Linked DNA regions of Homo sapiens: region 1 is linked to region 2. The links are chromatin contacts, found by Hi-C in ENCODE. All regions are on one chromosome and are shown on one strand. Each heading gives the region's core, a stretch centred on a gene start or an enhancer-like site at or near the end of the contact. The rest is flanking DNA. Distances are from core to core; before and after follow the strand shown. Region 1 holds the start of IL18R1 (interleukin 18 receptor 1). Region 2 holds the start of SLC9A2 (solute carrier family 9 member A2).

The links. Hi-C counts contacts between places; a loop is a spot of excess contacts on that map. Pooled maps may share reads with other maps.
Region 1: a loop to region 2 is called in a map of PC-9, with 5 times the contacts of the local background. The contact joins the promoter of IL18R1 here to the promoter of SLC9A2 in region 2. A Hi-C loop is called at or near these places in 1 of 168 maps with a recorded cell type or tissue (PC-9), 2 of 37 single-sample maps with no recorded cell type and 7 of 50 pooled maps.

What each region holds. Positions count from the first base shown.
Region 1 is chr2:102,354,074-102,358,386 of GRCh38, forward strand. IL18R1 (interleukin 18 receptor 1) reads left to right here and starts at 1,723. Exons shown (of 11, transcript NM_003855.5): 1 at 1,723-2,327. RefSeq lists an enhancer at 1,492-1,993 and silencers at 1,588-1,697, 1,718-1,777.
Region 2 is chr2:102,616,607-102,621,147 of GRCh38, forward strand. SLC9A2 (solute carrier family 9 member A2) reads left to right here and starts at 2,947. Exons shown (of 12, transcript NM_003048.6): 1 at 2,947-3,531. The coding sequence starts at 3,243. RefSeq lists a silencer at 2,555-2,664.

The DNA.
Region 1 (4,313 bases), core at 473-2,972, 260 kb before region 2:
AAAAAATCAATTGACTAGATATGTGTGGATCTATTAGTCTACTTTCTATTTTGTATGTTTGTATGTTTCTGTGAATATCACATTGCCATAATTACTATTGCCTTATTATAAATCCTCAAGTCAGTATAAGTCTCTCAACTTTGTTCATCTTTGTCAAGATTGCCCAGACAGGCCGGGCAGGTGGCTCACCCCTGTAATTTCAACACTTTGGGAGGCTGAAATGGGTGGATCACCTGAGGTCGAGAGTTCAAAACCAGCCTGACCAACACGGAGAAACCCTGTCTCTACTAAAAATACAAAAGTAGCCAGGCGTGATAGTGCATGCCTGTAATCCCAGCTACTCGGGCGGCTGAGGCAGGAGAATCGCTTGAACCCGGGAGGCGGAGGTTGCAGTGAGCCGAGATCGCGTCATTGCACTCACTCCAGCCTGGGCAAGAAGAGCAAAACTCCGTCTCTGTCCGGACAATCCTAGATTATTTGCATTTTCATATGAATTTTAGAAACAGCTTCTTAATTTCTTTGAAAAATTTTCCTGGGATTTGGATTGAATTGTATTAAATATATAGATTCTGTAATATATAGAGTCTAAAAATATACAGTGTGGAGAATAGATGTCTTAAGTCTTCCAATCCGTAAACGTGGTATATCCCTTTATTACTTAGATGTTTCATCTCTGTTAGCAATATTTTGTAGTTTTCACAGGAGATATCTCATATATTATCCAATGAATTTATACTTTGGTATTTTGATTTTTAAATGCTATGGTAAATGGCATTTTTAACAAACTTCACTTTTCAAGTTTCCATCTCTAATATATAGAATTGCTATTGATTTTTATATTCCATGATCTTGATAAACTTAATATTTCCAGTAGTTTTTTTTTTTGTAGATTTCAAAAGTTGGTCTACATATAATTATGCTCTCTGTTAAAACCAGTAGTTTTAATTCTTTCTTCTCAATCTTTATGCTTTCTAATTTTATTTTTATTTCTTCACTTGTTGCAAAGCAGTTGTCCCAGGTGGGAGCCAAAATCCTTATCTCATTACTAATCTTAGGAAAAAGTAAAATGTTTCACTATTATGAGGTCACCTGTAGGTTTCTTATAGATGTTCTTTATCAGATTAAGAAAGATCATTTCTACTCTCGGTTTTCTGATCGTTATTAATTCAGAAAGGGTGTTGAATTTTGCCAGATGCTTTTATTTGCATTTATTGAGATAATTACATATTTTTATTTATTATGTGGTGAATTATCTAAATTGGGTAAAAAGAATTAAAATCATTGTCCAATTGAACATTTTGCCTGTCGGCTATGGGTTTCCCTTTTCCTTTGGTTAAATAACAGTTCTGCCACAAAATAAAAATCTAGAAACACACATTCCCCTTTGGCCTCCTTAAAAAAAATTAAAACTTCAACAATTGCACCCCTCTCTATTACTTCCCTATAGTGAACTCCCATCCTTCTGGGAAAGCAAAAAGCCTGGGGCGCATTTGTGTACTTGAGACGCGGAGCCCCTCTCACCTTCGGCATCCCCCGGGGACCCCTCTTCCACCCTCAGCCCTCCCCTCCTCTTCCTCTGAAGAGCCGGGCGGCCGCTGCGGCCAGCGGTCCTCCCTCCTGGCATCCTCTGCTGTGAACCGCGGCCTGCAGGGTGCTTGCGAGCGGCCCGGGCGCGCCCCCTTCCGGCCCCGCAGGTCACCCGGCTACAGCCCGGGTTTTCCCGGGACCCGCGCCGCGCGGCTGGGCAGGAAGCGCCAGACGCCTGGGGCCCACGCCGTCCGCGGGAAAAGGGCAAGGCGCTGGGTTTTCCAGCAGCAACCTTTGGACCCCGCGATCCAGTAGCTCCGGTAACTCCACGCGGGGCGTCTGGGTGGAGGAGCCGGTCCTGGAGCACGGCTGCGAGGAGCACCCGGACCGGAGGGTCCCCAGACCGGGACCTCCGAGTCAGGGAGGATTCTACGCCAGGGAGCGCCCCAGACTGAGAGCGCCCCAGACCGCTACACTCCCGGACCCGGAGCTTCGCCCGACCGCGGGCAGTGCCCACCTGCAGCCTCCACCGGCCGGGGTTAGCAGCCAGGAGCTGCCAGACGCCTGACATTCTTCTTTCTGTTCCTACTTTTTTTCCTTCTTCTTCTTTTTTTTTTTTTTTGTAGCCCTCTCTGGGTGCCTTATCTCTTTAATCACACCTCTCTTTCACTTTCCACGGTAGTCAGGAGGCGGAGATCGCTGCTTCTCACCTACTTTCTGAACTTGGCCTCCGCAGTCGCGACCTGGCGTGAAGGAGGAGCTGCCGCCCCCGCCCCAGCCTCGGGGACGCCTCTCTGAAGGTAAGGGTGGGCTCCGCTGCCACCCGCATCCCCTCCCCACCCCCCAGAGGAAGGGAAGACCACCATCCGGGGAGGGATTCTCAAAACAAGATCAATTAAGAGAGAGAGAGAGATAGTGTGTGTGTGAATACGTGTGAATAATTGATGAGACAGCATCCTGTCTTTCTCTGAAAGTATAGTTTTAGAAATTAAGACATCCCCAATTATTTTCTGGAGAGGTGAGAACGACTGAAATAAATGATAACAATAGTTGTCATTTTTTAAGTGCTTACTGTGTGCCTGACACTGTAGAAAATTTTTAGATATCTTATTTTCACTTAATCCTCCTAAGGGCCACATGAAATAGGAACTATTATTATGCTTTAATAAAAGGGAGGAGGAATTCCGTCATTTACCCAAGAGTATCCAGCTACTAAGTAGTAGATCCCAGATCCACACCTACAGTTTTTCTGATTCCAGAGCCTTTGTCTTTTTTCTGCCCAGCCTTGGGAAGTTAAAATGCCCAGCACCTTGCATCGCAGTTATCAGACAAATTAATGAGGTGTCAATTGCAGCCAGATACAGAGATCCAAGATTATTGTATTCATTTCACTGACTTCCCTTGCTTCATTCTCAAGACCCTTTGCAAATACTGATTTTGTGTCATACACAGTGCTGCTATTGGGAGCACACCTCTCAACCTCAGGGCCTTGGATGGGCTAGGAGGGGTAAATTTGGGGAATTGGGTTTGTGCAGGTTCTGGGGACAGTGTTTTCCCTCTCCCTGCACAAATATACATCCAAAGGCTGAGAACTAAGGCTAAGGCCTAGGAATGTGGATTGAAAAGGCAGGGTCTAAATCCCAGCACTTGGGAGGCTGAGGTGGGCGGATCATGAGGTCAGGAGATCGAGACCATCCTGGCTAACATGGTGAAACCCCGTCTCTACTAAAAATACAGAAAATTAGCCAGGCATGGTGGCATGCATCTGTAATCCCAGCTACTCGGGAGGCTGAGGCAGGAGAATCCCTTGAACCTGGGAGGCAGAGGTTGCAGTGAGCAGAGATTGTGCCACTGCACTCCAGCCTGGGCGACAGAGTGAGACTCTATCTCAAAAAAAAAAAAGAAAAAAAAGAAAAGGCAGGGTCCCTGCCTTCAGGGACCTCACCAGAGAGTGGGAGCTAGTCCAGGAGTGATGGAAACACCTGCAGAGTGATGGAGACGGGCTTGGACATAGGCATGTGCCATTTGGGGCTGTTGCAGTTGGAGAGCTTCCTTGAGAAGGCAAATACTGAGCCAAGTTGAAAGGACTCTAGGGACCTGGCATCTGGGATAAGTGGGGAGGGTGGCCCAGGTAGCACAGGCATAGGCAGATTTGGGGGGAAGCATAAGGCTAACAACAGACACTTGTGTGACAAGGACTATGAGGTGGCATTGATTTTCTTGGCCTTACAGATGAGAAGCCAGATTCCACACAAATTATTTTGTTTGTTAGAGTTTAAGCGTGTGTGTGTGTGTGTATGTTATGCCCCAAGATCATTTTCTCCTCTTTGCATTTGGTTGTTTTATCATCTCACAGGCTGAGTAAAACGACTATGCATGGAACACTGTAGAAGAAAAATTATATTAAAAAAAAACTGGTGTTATGATTTTCATCCAGGCATTTTGTCTCAGGAGTTGCTCGATTGTATGTGTTGCTAATGAGTGATTTATATTGAGGCATCTACATTGATTCATGTGTGTCCTTGTGAATAGCTGTAATCTGAGGCTGGCCATTTCACTTCCTCAAATCTCAGGTTCCTCATTAGAAAGAGCTTTGAAATGGCTCTTTCCCTGTACATTATGTGTTTCTGTGAATTACTTTTAGAGAAAGGTCAGTTTCTCAGGGTGGGACCCATAAACAAGGGCAACTGGGCAGAGCCAGGGGTTCAGGTGACTGTTTGGACCCTCTGGAAGGGCTTTTTACTGTGCTGCCTTGGGAGACAGAGTGGTCAGCTTGGAACTGACCT
Region 2 (4,541 bases), core at 1,697-4,196:
GAAGGTTCATAAATTCCTAGTAAATATTTCTATGCTATGTGAAAGTCAATCTGAAATCAGGTAACTATAATTTCTAAAAATATTTAGAAATCTTGTAATGTGATTAAATTCACACATCATTTGGGTAGAAGGGGGAAAAAAGACATGAGAGATGCCAAAATGTGAATGAGGGATCACTGGAGAAAACATTTCATGTAAAACTAGGAGAATTCATGTCCATCCTGCAACTGGCCTAACTGTGAGAAAGCCCTGCAGCTCAGATCCGTAGTGTGTGAGAGTTGTTGATTTCACCGTCAATTCATACATTTATTCGTCCAACACATATTTAGCGGGTACTCACTGTCTCCGGGCAATATGCTAGGAGCTAAAGATAAAAGAATGAGTTAAACAGACCAATACCTTCACAGAGATGTTCAGTGGGAGAAAAGCAAAATGATTAAGTGCTGAAAAGTTATGGGAGATCAAAGGGCATAAAAGAAGACCCCCCAATTAGTCCAGAAATTCAGCTACCAGGTGAGACGTCCAAAGGTCGCTAAGAAACCACTAAAGGATTTTAAATGTGTACACACGTTTCGCTTCTTGCTTCAGTCATCCCATGGGTGGTGTTATCACTTTCACGGCTGAGCTCCTAGTCAGAGGGCACTTTGAAGAAATAGCCAGGCCAAGTCGCTCTCAGCATAGGGGCATAATTTAACTCTTTTTAAATTTGCTTTAAGGGAAAGATGAAAAGAATGTCTTTTTAGACTAATTTCTTCGCCTCCCATTTACAAGAATAAATAAAACGACTTTTTTTTCAAATGTAAAAAAAAGTGGATAGCCTTTAACTGCAGTAGCATAGATGTATAAAGTTGAAGTGATACCACATAAGGTTTACAGGCAGTGAGGGCCCGGAAACAGATTTGTCATTCATTTTCTTGTTCATGATACACAATTATTCTTAAAAGTGTTGTGTGACAAACTCCTAGAAAGTATTGTCTAAATGTGCCCTCTCCCTATTACTATGTCACTAAGTTTGTAGAACTGCCTGATTCACTTACCAAAACTTTATCCTGCTGTAACTTTTTTGAACAATCCCTGTAATATTCTCCACTGCTTATTTTAAAGTAGCTGAGAATATAGCGTGCTGTTTATGGGCAACTAGTCATGGGGTAGAGGGTGAGATGATACCAGTGTTAGCCTGGGCAGGCCTGGGTGTGAATTCCATCCAGACACTTACTTAATATGTAAACTTGATTAAGTCTATTTGTTTATTTTTACACATTTCTACACTATATTTCTTCACTTATAAAATGGGTAAAAAATATCTGCCTCTTTGGATTTTTACGATTGACAAAAAAATGCAAGTAAAGTGCCTTGTATTGAGCTTCCCATGTAGAGACAGATACTCAAAAAATTTAAAAATCTCTTATTTGCTGCCTTTTCACAGGGGTATGTTAGGCACATACCTTTAATAAACGTTTCCAGTGAAAGGAGAAGGGGAGGCTGAGTTTTGGATGCCCAATGATTCTTCTCAAGATAATATCTTTAGTTTCAATTCTGTAGCGCTTTTGAAAAACTGATGCTTTGTGAAATATCAAATGAAGTAGTGCTCTGTAACATCTCCCAGAATTCTTCTCTCTTTTTAGCCTGGACTTGTCCCTCCATTACTTTGAAGACCCAAAGAGGACTGTTCCTTATTTTCTTCTATGCAGGTGGAGGATTTTTTTTTCTTGTACCCTCTGCTGACATCTCACTGATTTTCTATGTTAGAACTTTGAAAGAAAAAAAAAAAAAAAACGGCTTTGAAGGTCGAACTGCCTGGTGTTTGTTTAATAGTAGAAGCCACGTGTTTTGACACATCAAAGATTAAGAAAAGAGAAGGATTTTATTTCATAAATATCAAAGGGAAAACTTTCAGTTAATTGAATGGCAACTAGTCCCCTTTGTGCTCATTTCGGTTTCTGGCGATAAAGATGCTCAAACAGTGAGATCGCAACCAGTGAAGGAGGCGCTCTGAAGGACAGGAAAGGTTGGCTCTGCATGAGAAAGCCCTTTTAGATCCAGAAGAAGAATCACGCTTCCTTTCTTTTCCTGACCACAGCCTGTCCTGTAATTAGCGGAGCAAGTCAATCTGAGCGAGGCAAATCACTGGTTTTCCATGAAATAATTATATTTCTTATGCTCTTGGACATGTACACCTCTAAGCCTAAAAGCGGAGAAAGATGTTTTGGTTTTTTTTACGTGAGCTGGGGGAGGGAGAAGAAAAGTGGCAGCGACAGTGTAGCAAATGGGTGAAAGCAGCACAATGTGGCAAGAGGAGAGAACAGGATTCCGATTCCGTGGGGGCGTGGGAACACTGAGTTCCGCGCAGGGAGTTTCCCTGTTCAGAGCACCTTGTGCGCGAGTTGATAACTCTCGGAAAGGAAACAAAATTTGGCTTTCCTAAACTTTCTGTACGTCCAGAGAATCCCATGCCTTGTCTTGGCCTCCGCAGCGCCAGGCTGGGGTGACAGCACTCCTCCTCCACCGGCCCGGGCTTCTCCTCCGGACCGCGAGCCTGTGGCGCCTCCCCGCGCGCCCAGCGCACCGGGGTGTCCCCTTGGAGGAGCCTGCGGGGGCGGGGGAGGAGGGAAGGGCGCGACTCGTGGGTCGCGCTGGTTCCTTCACTGGATGGACGTCCGACGCTGCCTCCGGGGCGGAGACAGCTCCGGCCACCATGCGCCCGTTGCGGCGATTCCACCCACAGTTCGCTGGCTCTGGGGGTGGCGGGTCTTGGCGCGCGGTGCCTGCGCGAAGGGAGGGCAGCCATCGCCCCCGCGGTCACTGGGGCCCCGCGTTCCCCGCGGGCTCGGGCAGGTGCGCGGTGTGCCGGCCAGGTCCCCTTGTCCTCCTGCCCTGCGGCTTGGGCGCCGCGCCCGCCCCGCCCCCGCCCGCGGGCCGCCCTGGGCAGGGCCTGCCGCTGCGGCTGGAGAGCAGCGCACCGGCATGGGCAGGCGGCCGGCGGCGGAGGGCGGCTGAGGGCTGCTGAGGGTACGCGCAGCGGCCTCTCGTCGCCCTGCACGTGCCTCGCCAGGCAGTGCGCCTGCTCGCAGCGAGGACCTAGCCCTCTGGTTGCAGAGACCCGGTGCCGCAGCAGCGGCGGGTGGCTGTCGCTGCCCTGCCCTGCACGGGGCAGGGCGGAGCGGGCTGAGCAGCCCGGGCGCGATGCGTTGAGCGCTCGGAGGGCCAACCGCCGGTCCCCTTGGCGGCAACCGGCGGCACCCATGGAACCACTGGGCAACTGGAGGAGCCTGCGGGCGCCACTGCCTCCGATGCTGTTGCTGCTGCTCCTGCAGGTGGCGGGGCCCGTGGGCGCCCTGGCGGAGACCTTGCTGAACGCGCCGAGGGCCATGGGCACCAGTTCCAGCCCGCCTAGCCCTGCGAGCGTGGTGGCTCCCGGAACGACGCTGTTCGAGGAGAGCCGGCTGCCTGTGTTTACGCTGGATTACCCCCACGTGCAGATCCCCTTCGAGATCACCCTTTGGATCCTGCTGGCCTCCCTGGCCAAGATTGGTGAGCGAACTGGACTTGTGGGGAATGGGAGGGGGCGATCTCGGGGGGACACCTGGAGGGTGACCGGGTCAGCCAGCTGACCTCTAGATAGTGACCGCCTCATCTTGAATCAGGGCAGGGACGACAGATGGAGCAGCTTCTTCTGGTTGAAAAGGACCCTTGGAAGAGCAGTTTCGCGTTTTGGTTCTTAAGGGAACATTGGCCTTGAAATGGCCCCAAGTGTAAGTTCTACAAACTCAGCGATTGCTGCTTACTTCTGCCGCACGGAACGCCAAGTTTGTCAGCTCTCTGCTTAAGTTGAGTGAGATCTGTTTATTGAAGTGTACCAGTCTCACCTGCAGGGAGAGAGGTGCCGACGAACCCCGGAGCTATGCATAATGTGGTTAAAACCCTGGATGCTACAGGAGAGAGGCGCCTTGGCAGTGACACAGACCCTGCTGTGCGCCTGACTAATGAGGTGCATGGAAGGGGACCAGGGACACCTGAGTGCTTGCAGCTGCAATAGGAACGCCCTTTCTCCTCCCTCTATTGGGTTGAGGCTGTCACTCTCCAGGAAGCTTTTGCTTCGGGGTGGCTGAGGCCAGTGAGGTGAGATGCATATTTAAAAATAATTAACTCTGGGCCCAGGACAATGGCCCAGCCTGTAATCCCAGCACACTGGGAGGCCCAGACGTGAGGATCCCTTGAGGCCAGGAGTTCAAGATCATCATGGGCAACATAGCAAGACCAAACAGTACAAAAATAAAAAATTGGCCGGGCGAGGTGATTCACGCCTGTAATCCCAGCACTTTGGGAGGCTGAGGCAAGGTGGATCACGAGGATCACTGATCAACATGGTGAAACCTCGTCTCTACTAAAAATACAAAAAAATTAGCCGGGCGTGGTGGTGGGCGCCTGTAATCCCAGCTACTCGGGAGGCTGAGGGAGGGAATTGCTTGAACCCAGGAGGCGGAGGTTGCATTGAACCGAGATTGCCACTGCACTCCAGCCTGGGCAACAAAGCAAGACTC